Linked DNA regions of Homo sapiens: region 1 is linked to region 2. Evidence: chromatin contacts called from ENCODE Hi-C or POLR2A ChIA-PET data. All regions are on one chromosome and are shown on one strand. Each heading gives the region's core, a stretch centred on a gene start or an enhancer-like site at or near the end of the contact. The rest is flanking DNA. Distances are from core to core; before and after follow the strand shown. Region 1 has its middle 15 kb from the start of POLR3K. Region 2 holds the start of LUC7L (LUC7 like).

What was found. A loop is a pair of places that touch in the nucleus more often than their neighbours do. ChIA-PET counts read pairs that join two places held with the same protein, here RNA polymerase II (POLR2A). Pooled maps may share reads with other maps.
Region 1: a loop to region 2 is called in a pooled map, with 2.4 times the contacts of the local background. The contact joins the enhancer-like site here to the promoter of LUC7L in region 2. A Hi-C loop is called at or near these places in 1 of 50 pooled maps. POLR2A ChIA-PET finds 5 or more read pairs at or near these places in 2 of 52 experiments (activated B cell and activated T-cell).

Annotation. Positions count from the first base shown.
Region 1 is chr16:35,713-41,858 of GRCh38, forward strand. It overlaps the pseudogene IL9RP3. Among named protein-coding and RNA genes, the nearest start is that of POLR3K, 15 kb to the right of the region's middle. RefSeq lists enhancers at 2,928-3,475, 3,476-4,022. Within about 2 kb of position 3,324, at least 7 of the 41 ENCODE cell types and tissues checked have a DNase peak (open chromatin) inside an H3K27ac peak, as active enhancers do.
Region 2 is chr16:226,016-233,112 of GRCh38, forward strand. LUC7L (LUC7 like) reads right to left here and starts at 3,434. Exons shown (of 10, transcript NM_201412.3): 1 at 3,264-3,434; 2 at 1,227-1,321. The coding sequence starts at 3,324. It also overlaps the pseudogene C4orf46P1. RefSeq lists a silencer at 3,048-3,277 and an enhancer at 3,110-3,806.

The DNA.
Region 1 (6,146 bases), core at 2,074-4,573, 190 kb before region 2:
TTGCTGGAAAGGGCATGTGTCAGCACCACGGGGCTGCTACACTATCCTGGCATATCTGCTGCCATCCTGGGGACCTCACCCTCATCCCTGTCCAGGTGGGCATGGCCCTCCAAGGTCACCTGGTGAAGAGGAGCCCGGGGCTGGAGCCCTGTCCCAGCTCTGGGGCAGACCAGTGGCAATCGATCCTGAGAATGTTGTTGGTGAGGCAGGTGGAGGTTCCAGCCCTTGGCCCTGGAGACAGTGACGGTCGGGAGCCCACAGTGAGTGCTCGAGGGCAGAGCTGAGTTGGGGGGTTGCGGGGGGATCTGACAGCTGACACCCTAGCAGGGCAGTCACCAGTGAATGATCCCAGAATCTGTCCAAGAAAGCACTGAGAGGCCTGGGAAGTGATGGGCTCTGACCCGTGGTACACAGGCAAGTCAGACCCAGAGAGGCGTCAAGAGGGTGAAGGAAGGGAGACTAAGGTCTGTCCAGGGACTGAAGATAGGGAGGTAAAGGAAGCAAGAATAGAGACTGAGGTCCAGGCTGAACCCTAGAGGACATGCCCCAGCACAGTTTGGGCCAAACCTTTCCCTAGGGTCTCAACATCGGACAAACCAGTCCCCCAAACATGCCCTAGTTCTCCACACACCTCATACAGACACTAGTGCCCAGCCCTCACCTCGTCCATCCCCCGAGACAGAGACTCCCGAGCAGACACAGGTGCAGACGCAGGTGCAGGCCAGGAGCCAGGTGCCCATGTCTTGCCTCAGGGCCTCACTCTCCAAGGTCCAGCCTGCAAGGGGCTGGGCTGAGGGCCTGTGCGAGCCATCCCTCTCTGGAGGGGTGCTCCCCATGAATTGCTCCCCAGCGGAGTGCTCAGCGGGTCTCCATCTGCACTCACACAGTGTCCTGTGAAAGACGCTGGGCACCACTGCCCAGGGTTTACTGATAAGGAACTGAAGCTCAGAAAGGCCGATTGACCCAGCTGCAGACTCGTGGCTGCAGGGTGTCAGATGCACCCTCAAACTTTGATCCGGACTCTGACTTAGCCAGGTCTCCACGTCCACCAAGAAGGCTCCTCTCTAGGACGGGCACCCTCTGCCAGCCCATGCCCTGTCCCTGGGCCCAGGCCCCATTCTGCAGGAGGGGTCAGGATTGGGGGAACCAGTCACTCCTTACAACCACCACAGGTGCATTTTCAATGAAAATTCTCACAACAGCGCTGTAAGGAAGAAGCACTGTCCCCGTTCACAGGCTGAGTCCCAAGGAGTGAAGCAGGGAAAATGACTTGCCCAGGGTCACACAGATGGCCTCTATGCATTCTTTTTTTCTTCTCTCTCTCTTTCTTTTTTTCTTCTCTGTCTCTCTCTTTTTTTTTTTTTTTTTTGAGACGGAGCTCCCTCTGTTGCCCAGGCTGGAGGCTGGAGTGCAGTGGCGTGATCTCGGCTCACTGCAACCTCCGACTCCTGGGTTCAGGTGATTCTTCTGCCTCAGCCTCTCAAGTAGTTGGGATTACAGGTGCACACTGCCACCCAGTTAATTTTTTTTGTATTTTTAGTAGAGACGGTTTCACCGTGTTGGCCAGGCTGGTCTCAAACCCGTGACCTCAAGTGATCCACCAGCCTCGGCCTCCCAAAGTCCTGGGATTACAGGAGTGAGCCACCATGCCTAGCCTCTATGCCTTCTCTCTCCCTTTTGTCTTAAATAAAGACCCATCCCAGGATTCTGCCCCAGGAAGGTGGACGAAAGTGGCAGTGGGGTATCGATGCAACAGACAGCACTTCCAGAGCTCTGTTGTACCCCTGTTCCAAGATGCCTCCAAGCGAGAGTACACCAGAAGGGCAAAGCCCTCTATGCTGGAGTGTTAGGCCTGAGCCCCAAGATTCCTGGGGTAGCCAGAGGCTGGCTGGAGATGAGGGGCTGGGTGTCAGGAAGCTCTTGAGTGTGGGAAGGCTACTGACGCCCTATCACCCTATTTGCAGCTCCAGATGATACACCAATAGCTTCTAAGCAGGAAGCAGGGCCAGCCTGGTTACACAAGACTGACTAGTGTTAAGGAGGAGAACAAAAACAGACATACACACAGACTACAGCATGCACGCCTTGTTTTTTCTTTTTTTTTGAGACAGAGGCTAGAGTGCAGTGGCACGATCTCGGCTCACTGCAAACTCTGCCTCCTGGGTTCCAGTGATTCTCCTGCCTCAGCCTCCTGAGTAGCTGGGATTACAGGTGCGCACCACCACTCCCAGCTAATTTTTGTATTTTTAGTAGAGACAGGGTTTCACCATGTTGGTCAGGCTGGTCTTGAACTCCTGACCTCATGATCCGCCCGCCTCAGTCTCCCACAGTGCTGGGATTACAGGCATGAGCCACCATGCCTGGCCCAGCATGCATGCTCTTAAGGAACTCACACACTCTCAACAGGCAGTAGGCACTACTCTAACCCCACTCCTGCAGCCTACCCAGGTACCCACAGGACAGTCCCCTGTTAAGACTGATGATCGGGAAGACTCACCCTTCCCTAGAATGGAGCGTGCAGTCTGGCACCACCGGCCACAACATGAAACACCGTGGCAAGTTCTCTGCAGCAACGTCTGTCCCTTCTTGCAGCAGCTACTGGAAAGGTGGGAATGGGGAAGACAGTCAGCCTGCTCTTGGGATATCTGAGGGCGGGGTTGGAGTGACCACCAGGACCTGGGGAAGCACAGGCACAACAGCCACAGCTGAGAGCTGACCCAGGCCCCAGGATGGCCGACCGCTGCCCCAGCAGTGGAGAAACACCCACGTCGGTGTAGAATCAGGCCAGGCCAGCCACAGGCTAACCCAGGAGCAGACGGCTTGAGAGCAGGGAGTGGGGCGGCTCCAAGCTCAGCAGTCCTCATTTCTAGAAAGGGAGAGGGGATGGTAGGGCAAGACCCACATGTGACACCTGAGAGCTACAAAGGAGGAGCCCAGGACACTCCCTAGGGGAGCATTAGAGTGTTGGGTATAGCGACAAGGGGGTATGGCCATCTGAGGGGAAGGTCTCTGCTTTTCCTCTGCACTGAAAACTCACAGCTGCACCTGGTAAGCTGAGCAGGGCAGGGTTACCACCCTCCTACAGATAAGGAGACTGAGGCTCAGAGACCTAGGACCTGCCCAATACCTGGCTCCTGACACCTCTGTTCTTGGCACATTCCCATCAGCTTCTACACAAGCCTGTGAACTTCCCGAGGGCAGTGCCTGCGAGGCACCACTCAGCACATGCCCCAGCAGAAGGCACCACAGTGCTTTACAAATAGGGTGGAGCTACAGGCAGATCTACCTTCCCCCATCCTTGACCACAGGACCAGGAAGTCAGGGCAGGTGCACACACCCCCACCCACATGCTCCGTGCTCCTCTGTGTCACCAGGGAGGCCTCACCACAGCTCAGACACCAGGTCACAGGACAGTTGTGAGAGCAAGAGGGGAAGCCAGTGTCTGCCACCTGGGAAAGAGCTGCCCCGACACCCCCAGTCCTGCTAGGGAGCCTGGCTGACATCACTGCCCAGGACACCCTCTCCTGCACTGGGTCTGTGGACATAGCCTCCAGCCCATGGTCACTCTGGGCCCTTCTTAGAGCCTCACCTGTTCCATGGCCTCAGCATCAAGGCCTGGCCCAGATGACCACTGGGCCTCACGGCCTGCCTGCCCTGGTTCCCTGGGCCACTGTGAAGCTGTGCGCTGCCCTGCAGCTAGACCCCTCCCTCAGACCACAGGCTCTGCCACACCCACGGGAGGGTCTTCAGGCAAGCTCAGCCATTCACCCTCCCTTAGCTGGGCAGGGTGGCCCACGCCTATAGTCCCAGCTCCTTGGGAGGCTGAGGTGGGAGGATCTCCTGAGCCCGGCAATTTCAGGTTGTGGTGAGTCGTTATTGCGCCACTTTACTCCAACCTAGGTGACAGTGAAACCCTGTCTCAAAAAAAAAAAAAAACAACTGCAGCAAGAATATTCCCAAAGATGAGACACTAATGCAGCAAAAAAGGAAGTGTAAATATGTGTTAAAACTGGCGGCGGTAAAAGCATGTGTGGGGCAGGAAAAAGCTTAGGTGGACAAATGTACGAAGCTTATGAAAACATAAAGTGCTTAAAGTGTATGGTTTTCACTCCATCATCATTATTATTATTATTATTATTATCATTATTATTATTGAGACGGAGTCTCACTCTGTCACCCAGGCTGGAGTGCAATGACACGATCTCAGCTCACTGCAACCTCTGCCTTCCAGGTTCCAGTGATTCTCCTACCTCAGCCTCCAGAATAGCTGGGATTACAAGCTGTGCCACCATGCCCAGCATGAGCCACTGCACCCAGATTAATTTTTGTATTTTTAGTAAAGATGAGGTTTCGCCGTGTTCGCCAGGCTGGTCTCGAACCCCTGACCTGAGGTGATCCGCCAACCTCAGCCTCAAAGTGCTAGGATTACAGGCGTGAGCCACTGTGCCTGACTTCACTGCATTATTCAACAGCAAGAACTCTGTGGGAAATATCTGAATCCATTATCAGTGGTGAATCTATTGACTCTATCAGTGGTGTCAATGGTATACTTCATTTGCTCTCCTGGATGTAACCAGCATTCACAGATGCACATTTGCAATTGATTTCAATGACAGGGAACACTAACTTTGAACCCCAATGAAGCAAAATGGCATCCACTCTTCTCAGTAATAGACCCACATTACAAAAATTAAACTCAATTATTATGTTTTGAATTTTGTCTATAATCACATTCTGAGGTTAAATTCAAAAAAATTAAATAAAAAGTATAAAATAAAAAAAATTGCCTATAAAAAACATATGGAAGTTACCAGCCTGGGCAACATGGCAAAGCCCTGTCTCTACAAAAAAATATATATAAAAATTAGGCCAGACGCAGTGGCTCATGCCTTTAACCCTAGCACTTTGGGAGGCTGAGGTGGGCGGATCACTTGAAGTCAGGAGTTCAAGCCCCGCTTGACCAGTATGGAGAAACCCCGTCTCTACTAAACATACAAAATAAGCCAGGCATGGTAGCACATGCCTGGAATCCCAGCTACTCAGGAGGCTGAGGCAGGAGAATAGCTTGAACCCGGGAGGCAGAGGTTGCAGTGAGCCGAGATCATGACATTGCACTCCACCCTGGGCAACAAGAGCAAAACTCCATCTCAAAAATAATAATAATAATAAATAATAATAATAATAATAATAACAACAAGCTGGGCATGGTGCGCACCTGTAGTTCCAGCCACTCGGGAGGCTGAGGTGGGAGGATCGCTTGAGCCCAGGAGGTCCAGGCTGCAGTGAGCTGGGATTGCGTTGGAACAGGAATTAAAAGAAATTAAAGAATGTGTAAGCAGAAACTCAGTTGTATGTAAGAAAACCCAGTTCCCCTGAGAAAGAGAAAGAGCTGGAGTCCTTTAAAAATTGACTGCCTGTTTTTCCGTGGCTAGTGAGCCTTATCTCTCCTCCTTTCCCAGGCATCGTGAAGACCCTGCTTCTCTAGCCGTGCAGCTGCAAGGTCACTAGACAGATAAACTCAAGTCGCAAAACATGTTTTTCTTTGAAAAGTGAGAAATGATGTAATGCATGTCTCAATTAATTAAATAACTACCTTCGTTTCTCACTTCTGTAATATGCTTCTCCCTGCACAGATCTCCCACCACCCCACAAAATACTTAAAAGGTAACTCTTTGCTCAGGGCTCAGTCCTTTGGATGTTAATCCGACTGGGCTGGTGCTCCTAAATAATAAATATCCTCCTCAACCCCATCAGTCTCTCTGATTCCTTATCAATCCCGAAACATTTCTGGGGGTTCATCCGGGATTGGAGACGACAGATTTACTTTCTCCTTTGCCTGCGGCACTAGAGCCCCAGGGCCAGGGGAGACCCAGCATCCAAGGTGCACCACGGGGGAGCTTCACCCGGATAGAAGCCGGCACTCCCCACGTCCCGGCGCCCTGTCCGGCAGCGCAACGGAACCAGGGATGGGGCTGTAGGATGATACCAGCACTTCGGGAACCATGGTAAGGAGTAAGGTAAGTAAGCAGACAAGGACCAAGGCAGGAAAGCCTGTCCCACAGGGATGAATGCGAGCTTGATCACCTCCCAGGGACCAACCACTAATCCAACCCAGAGCAGCTGGGGGCGGCAGGAGTGGCCTGCCA
Region 2 (7,097 bases), core at 2,184-4,683:
AACTTCCTTTGACGAGTTGAAATCATTAATCTGTATTGACCTCGGTACACACAACAATCTGCATCAAACAGTAACGTTTTCCCATCCCAGGCCAAACAGCAGACAACACCCCAAGGAACAGAGGCACAAGGTTTGGCATTCATTTCGCATTTGCTGTCAGAAAACTCAGCTTGAGAAGTTTTAATACATCTGAGCGGTTTTCCAGAAGGTGCTCCTCCCTAATATAAGCAATGATTCATCATGAAGAAAACTTCCTTTAACATATGCACATTTCATCCTTAAAATGAGAGGATAGTTTTTAACCTCCGTGAGGTAGCTGTGAAACCTTAAAATGGGGGTGGTCTCTACAGGACTCCTTTTCTCTCAGTGGCGTAATCACCACAGATAACCTTCCACTATTCAGTCTTTTCAAATTCTTACTTCGAATAAATGCACATTATACAAAGCTAGCGTTTATCTGTTTTGTTCATCTGAAGTGAACTTAAAATTGTAGGGTTCTATATTCATTAGATAGCATGTTGATTTCTTGAAGGGGTGGCACAACACAAAACTACAAAATCAATGTATCCTCAACTGATTTTTAAAAACCAAAAAATTGCGGGAAGAAAATGTACCTTGCTAGATCAAAAGTTTTCCACACAACCAACTTGAGGTCAAACAAACCCACGCAGAATCTTCAAAGAACTTCAGGCTGACCTAAAGCATATTTTTTGCTACAGCCAAATTAGAATACTTGCCCTATTTAGTTGTGAATATCTCAGTATAAATGACTTTACAAAAAATCTGGTAACTTTACAGACAGAATTTTACAACAGTGAAATTTGTTCCATAATATAAAATCCTACCAAATGAATAGAATCTATCATTTTAAGGGCATCAGGGATTTCTGCCTGTTGAAGAGTGGAGGATTGAGAAAGGAGCAGTGGCTCATGCCTGTAGTACCAGCTGCTCAAGAGGCTGAGGTGGTAGGATTGCTGGAGCCCAGGAGTTCAAGGCTGCAGTGAGCTGTGATCACACCACTGCACTTCAGCCTGGGCAACACAGAGTGACACTCCATCGCATGCATGCATGCAAACATACATACGAGTGGAGGAACACCTGCCATAATTAAGCCACTTAGAGAAAAAGAGACTTAAGTTAAAACAAAATTCAACATAGAAAAACCGTCACTGCCTATACAGCACTCATGTCAGAGTGTTCCATGAGGTCCCCCAAAATGCACCTACCGTCCCAGCCAGGATGTCATGGGGGCAGCAGTCCAGAAGGTGACTCTTGCAGACACGGTCATCTGTAAACTTGACCCTCTGTCTGGTTTCGTCTCCTGAAATTCATTTGTGGTTTTAAATAAGACAATATTATCACATTAACCACCAAAAAATAACTAGTATAACAATTCACCTGGATGATTTGCAGACTATCATTTCTGTGTTCTCCCCATCAAATGCAATGAAAAGCTGATCTAAAGATATTTACAACTGGAGTGGAATACACATTTTTTTGAGGCTAGTTATATCATGGAGAATCACACTTAATGAGATCTGACTCCATCACTGTACCAAAGAAGTCAAGGAGTCAGACGTAAACAGCTGAGCACCAAAAGGCCATTGGCTCCACATATACATGTGGCAATGAGACTGCAAAACCCAAGCTAATCAGAGGTCCATGAACCACCAAGGGTGACTTATAGAGCTGGTAATTTCCACCAACAAAAGCTACTTATTAATCTAATCTTTTTGTTATGAACAAATGCAGAGGCAGTATTTTGCCCAAAATTGAATGAAGAAGAAAGCTTTCAAACTCTATCGAAGACTGTTAAATAATCTAGATCTATTCTTCCTACGTCCCTTTCGTTCCCACCCTTAAAAAAGAGAGTTGCTACCTGGGAGTCACTTTTAACAAGACAATACCAAAAAAAGCAAAAAAGGAACTAGGTTAGTCAATACACACTGTGAGCTCCAACACATACTGTACCCATCTGCATTCTTCAAGACCTCAGCTGCAGAATTTTATGCCCGCTGTTGAAAAGTGTTAAAGGAAAAGTTTTCTTGCCCACACCTGCAGTAAGGAAGTCGGGGGAATGATACATAAAAGTAAAGGTAAAGTGGTATGTGACAAATTTTAAAGCTAGTCTGTGTATACAACACAGAGCTGTGCAACGCTAGAGGAGGAATATATTTTAGGATTTGCAAGCATCCAGGATTAATGTAGTGTCTTTTTATTGAAAATGTTTTCTTTCTAAACTACACTTTTAAAGTTACTTGTGAAAAAAAGCAAACACTTTTTTGTTATAACAGCTTAGAAATTGGTTGTGACTCACGGCTCGATGAACATGAGGCTTTCTGCAACTCCCTTGCAGATTGATGTAGGCAGGCAAAGATACACTGAACCTTTATAAATAAAATAGAGGGGCCACAATTGTTCAGTTTGTATGAAATAAAAATATGGGAAGCAATTCAAAAGCAACTCAATATACAAAGAAAGCTAAAAAGCACTTATTCACCTATGAAATAAAGTGCAAATAATCTGCACAGCCCTGAGAATGTGCCAGTGTGAACTTACAACTTCATTACTCAGCAGAAAAGAAAACACAAACCACAGCAGGTATATAGTTTTGCAAAGATGCAACCGCTTTCTCCTGTGACAACCATCATGATCTTGAGCTCCTCCCTACACAGTACAACCTACCTAACGACTGTCAAGCGCTGGCTACACAGAGGCTCTCCTGTGTGCTGGGGGGAAGGGGGCAGCTGGAAAAGTACTTGGCAGAAACCCACGTTAGAAAAGCTCAGTTTACGGTTCCCCTTGCAATGGTACAGAACCAGAGCGGGCCAGGTTTTCGAGGCCCATCCGGCTCCCTCGGGTGTAGCTTCTTCCCAAGGAGCCTCGGAAGAGTTCTGCCACCCGGCTGCCAGCGACCTGGAGCCCACGCTGATTCCAGCCCTCCGCCGACTCCACAGTTCGCGGAGGGGCACGGAGCCGCGGCGCCCGCCGGGGAGGAAGTAGCAGGACGGTACATAGGAAGGAGGCTGAAGCCCCATCCATGGCGCAGACTCCGAGAGAGGAGCCCGACCTGGACCCACGGCCGCCTCAGAGACGCACCGGCTTAGACAAAGGCCCGGCGCCTGCGGTCGGAGCGCGGGGGAGGAGGAGCGATGCCCCGCGCAGGCGCAGGCGCAGACGATCGCGGCCCCCGCCTCAGGCCGCCCGGCGGCCTCGCCTCACTCCCACCCCAGACCCTCGCCTGGTTGGCCGCTCTGACTCACCGTCCCGAGCCGTGCCCATGAGCTGGTCCAGCAGGGCCCGCATCTGCGCCTGGGCGGACATGGTAGCCGGCGGAGGCGACGGGGTCGGCCGCGACGACTTCTCTCAGGCAGGCGGTGGCAGCGGCGTCGACAAACGATGGTCGCGTCGGCCTCGAGCCCACTCGGCTCTTTCCCGCCGCGGGGGACGCCGGGAGGAAGTACGACGGCGCCGGCGCACGCCCTGCTGGGAAATGTAGTTTCTGGGGTGGGTGCTTAGGGAGGCTGAGGCTCTGAGTGGTCGCAAGTTGTCCAACGGCGGAACCAAAATCCCAACCCTGATTTTACTCTAGACCCCCAGGACCTCAAACGAGTCTCTACGGAGGGTAAACTACAATAAAATGAAATACAGTCAATCAAAAACAAGATGAATCCGTGCTTTTTCTAAGCTAGCCATGAAACCGTGAGCATATTATTTAGCTCCCCGACGCTCGTTTTTTTAAATCTGTGAAATGAGGGTTCTAAAGGTGCCCCTCATATGATTTTTGTGAAAGTTAAATAAAGCATGGAATTTTATTTATTTATTTATTTATTTATTTAGAGCGAGGGTCTTGCTCCGTCGCCCAGGCTGGAATGCAGTGGCGCGATTACCGCTCACTGCAGCCTCGACCTCCCCGGCTCCTTATCCTCCCGCCTCAGCCCGGCAAAGTATTGGGATTACTGGTGTGAACCACCACGTTTGGCCATCAGTCATGGCATTAATATTAGGTTCTATGATTACAACCTCGTGGTCGTCCTTTTGTGAGCTCATGGTCTACTGTCCCAGGGACTAAAGAAAAGGCATATGTAAGCAGTTATTTTATGTGATAATAGAATTATAGCATGCACTTATGTGTGCATAGTCTGGCATATACTTCTATTATATTAAACCTCTATTATTTATTTATTTATTTTTGAGACGGAGTTTCGCCCAGGCTAGAGTGCAATGGCGCGATCTTGGCTCTCCGCAACCTCCGCCTCCTGGGTTCAAGCGATTCTCCTGCCTCAACCTCCCAAAGTGCTGGGATTACAGGCATGAGCCACCACGCCCGGTCTTTATTTTTTATTTGTTTATTTTTTTTTTGAGACGGAGTCTTGCTCTGTCACCCAGGCTGGAATGCTGTGGCGCGATCTCGGCTCACTGTAAGCTCCGCCTCCCGGGTTGAAGCGATTCTCCTGCCTCAGTCTCCCCAGTAGCTGGAATTTCAGGCGCCCGCCACCCCCTCCGGCTAATTTTTGAATGTTAAGTAGAGACGGGGTTTCACCATGCTGGCCAGGCTGGTCTCAAAGTCTTGACCTCAAGTAGCCAGCCACCATGCCCAGCTGATTTTTGTATTTTCGGTAGACACGGTGTTGTACCGTATTGGCCAGGCTGGTCTTGAACTTCTGACCTTGTGATCTGCCTGCCTCGGCCTCCCAAAGTGCTGAGATTACAGGCGTGAGCCACCGCGCCCTGCCGTATTTTATTTATTTTTGAGACGGAGTCTCCCTCTGTCGCCCAGCCTGGAGTGCAGTGGCGCGATCTCGGCTTCCTGCATCCTCTGACTCCTGGGTTCAAGCGATTCTCTTGTCTCAGTCTCCCCAGTAGCTGGGATTACAGGCACCCGCCATCATTCCCGACTAACTTTTTTTTTGTACTTTTGCAGAGACGGGGTTCCGCCATGTTGGCCAGGCTGGTCTTAAACTCCTAACCTCAGGTGATCCGCCCACCTCAGCCTCCCAAAGTCCTCGGATTACAGCTGTGAGCCAGAACGCCAGGCCCCTGCTCTCTATTTAAAATAAATAAATAGGGTGTCCGTTGGGCTGCTCGGGTCGGATTCCGCGGTGCCAGCCCTTCCCCATGGCCGACCCTGAGAAGTTGCAGGTTTCTTCGCCGCCCCCGCCGCCTCCTTCTCCCTCCTCTTCAGACGCCTCTGCAGCATCTTACCCTGGCAGCCCAGTGAGTTTGGGCTGGCCAGTTCCGAGCAGGAGCAGCGGCCGAACGGTGGACCCGCTGGAGGAAGTGGGGCTGCAGATCGGAGACGCAGCCTTTTCATTAACCAAACTTCTTGAAGCCACATCTGCAGTATCAGCTCAAGTGGAAGAACTTGCCTTCAAATGTACAGAAAAGGCACGTTTCCTTAAAACGTGGCGGGACCTATGGAAAGAAGGCTATGATTCTTTGAAACCTGATGACTAATTTGGCATACTTCGTTGTTTAATAATGACTGCAATAATTCATACTTCTTCTTATGTCATATTTGTACGTGTACCACACGTATAGGATGACCTCTGTCCAGCAGTTCTGTATATACTCAGAATGAATTTTTTCTTGGTTTTCTTGGCTTTTCTGAAAGCAGAATACCGATGCTATTTTTGTTGCGGACCAGTACTTGTTTGTCCTTACATACTTCATGCCTCTGAACTTTCGTAGAATCCTTTATGAAAGTTAACTTCATCAATAGATGGTTAATATTAATAGAGCCACAGGGCTACCAGCAGCAAACTAGGTGGACCATTATTTGTTTTGAAACAAGATGCTAAGCATGGCAGAGTTTGAAGTTGCATTTCATCTTAAGGACCAAGGGAGGTAACTTTAAGGTTGCCAGTGGTGGATCCAGCTCCATTAGGCTACGTTGTCTACAGCTAATGATTGTGCTTCATTCTGTATCCCCAGCACCTAAAACAGGGTCACACAACACTCACTGTTGGTTGAATACAAGAATTAACAAACATAAAAATAAATAAATAAATATAGGCCGGGTGTGGTGGCATGTGCCTCTAGTCCCAGCCACTCGAAGCTGAGGTTGGAGGATGGATTGAGCCTGGGTGGTTGAGGTTGCAGTAAGCTGTGATCACACCACTGCATGGCAGCCTGGGCAAAAGAACGAGACCCTGTCTTGGCCAGGCACGGTGGCTCACACCTGTGATCCCAGCACTTTGGGAGGCCAAAAAAAAAAAAAAAGAATGAGACCCTGTCTCAAAAATGAAATTAAAACTTAAAAAACATGCCAGGCTGGGGGCAGTGGCTCATGCCTGTAATCCCAGCACTTTGGGAGGCCGAGGCAGGCGATCACCTGAGGTCAGGAGTTTGAGGCCAGACTGACCAACATGGAGAAACCCCATCTCTACTAAAAATACAAAATTAGCCAGGCGTGATGACGCATGCCTGTAATCCCAGCTACTCGAGAGGCTGAGGGAGGAGAATTGCTTGAACCTGGGAGGCAGAGGTTGCGGTGAGCCGAGAATGCATCATTGCACTCCAGCCTGGGCAACAAAAGCAAAACTCCCTCTCCCCCCGGCCAAAAAAAAGGCCGATCACAGTGGCTCACGCCTGTAATCCCAACACTTTGGGAGGCCGAGGTGGGTGGATCACAAGGTCAGGAGTTCAAGACCAGCCTGGCCAACATGGTGAAATCCTGTCTCTACTAAAAATACAAAAAAACTAGCCTGGTGTGGTGGCACACGCCTGTAGTTCCAGCTACTCAGGAGGCTGAGGCAGGAGAATCACTTGAACCCAGGAAGCGGAGGTTGCAGTGAGCCAAGATTGTGCCGCGGCACTCCAGCCTGGGCGATAAAGGGAGACTCCATCTCAAAAAAAAAACAGGCCGGGAGTGGTCTATTTTGACACTCCACCTCAAAAAAATTAATTAATTAAAAAATAAAATTTAAATTTTAAAAAATCATTTCACAAATGATAATTTAATATGATTGCTGCCCTGGAAGGGGGAAAAAAGACTTACTCTAAGAATACAACAAAGACTGTTCATGGGCTAGAAGCATCAAAAGTCCAGACACGGTTAGACAAGTTTTGTTTTCATTTATTTTGAGACAGAGTCT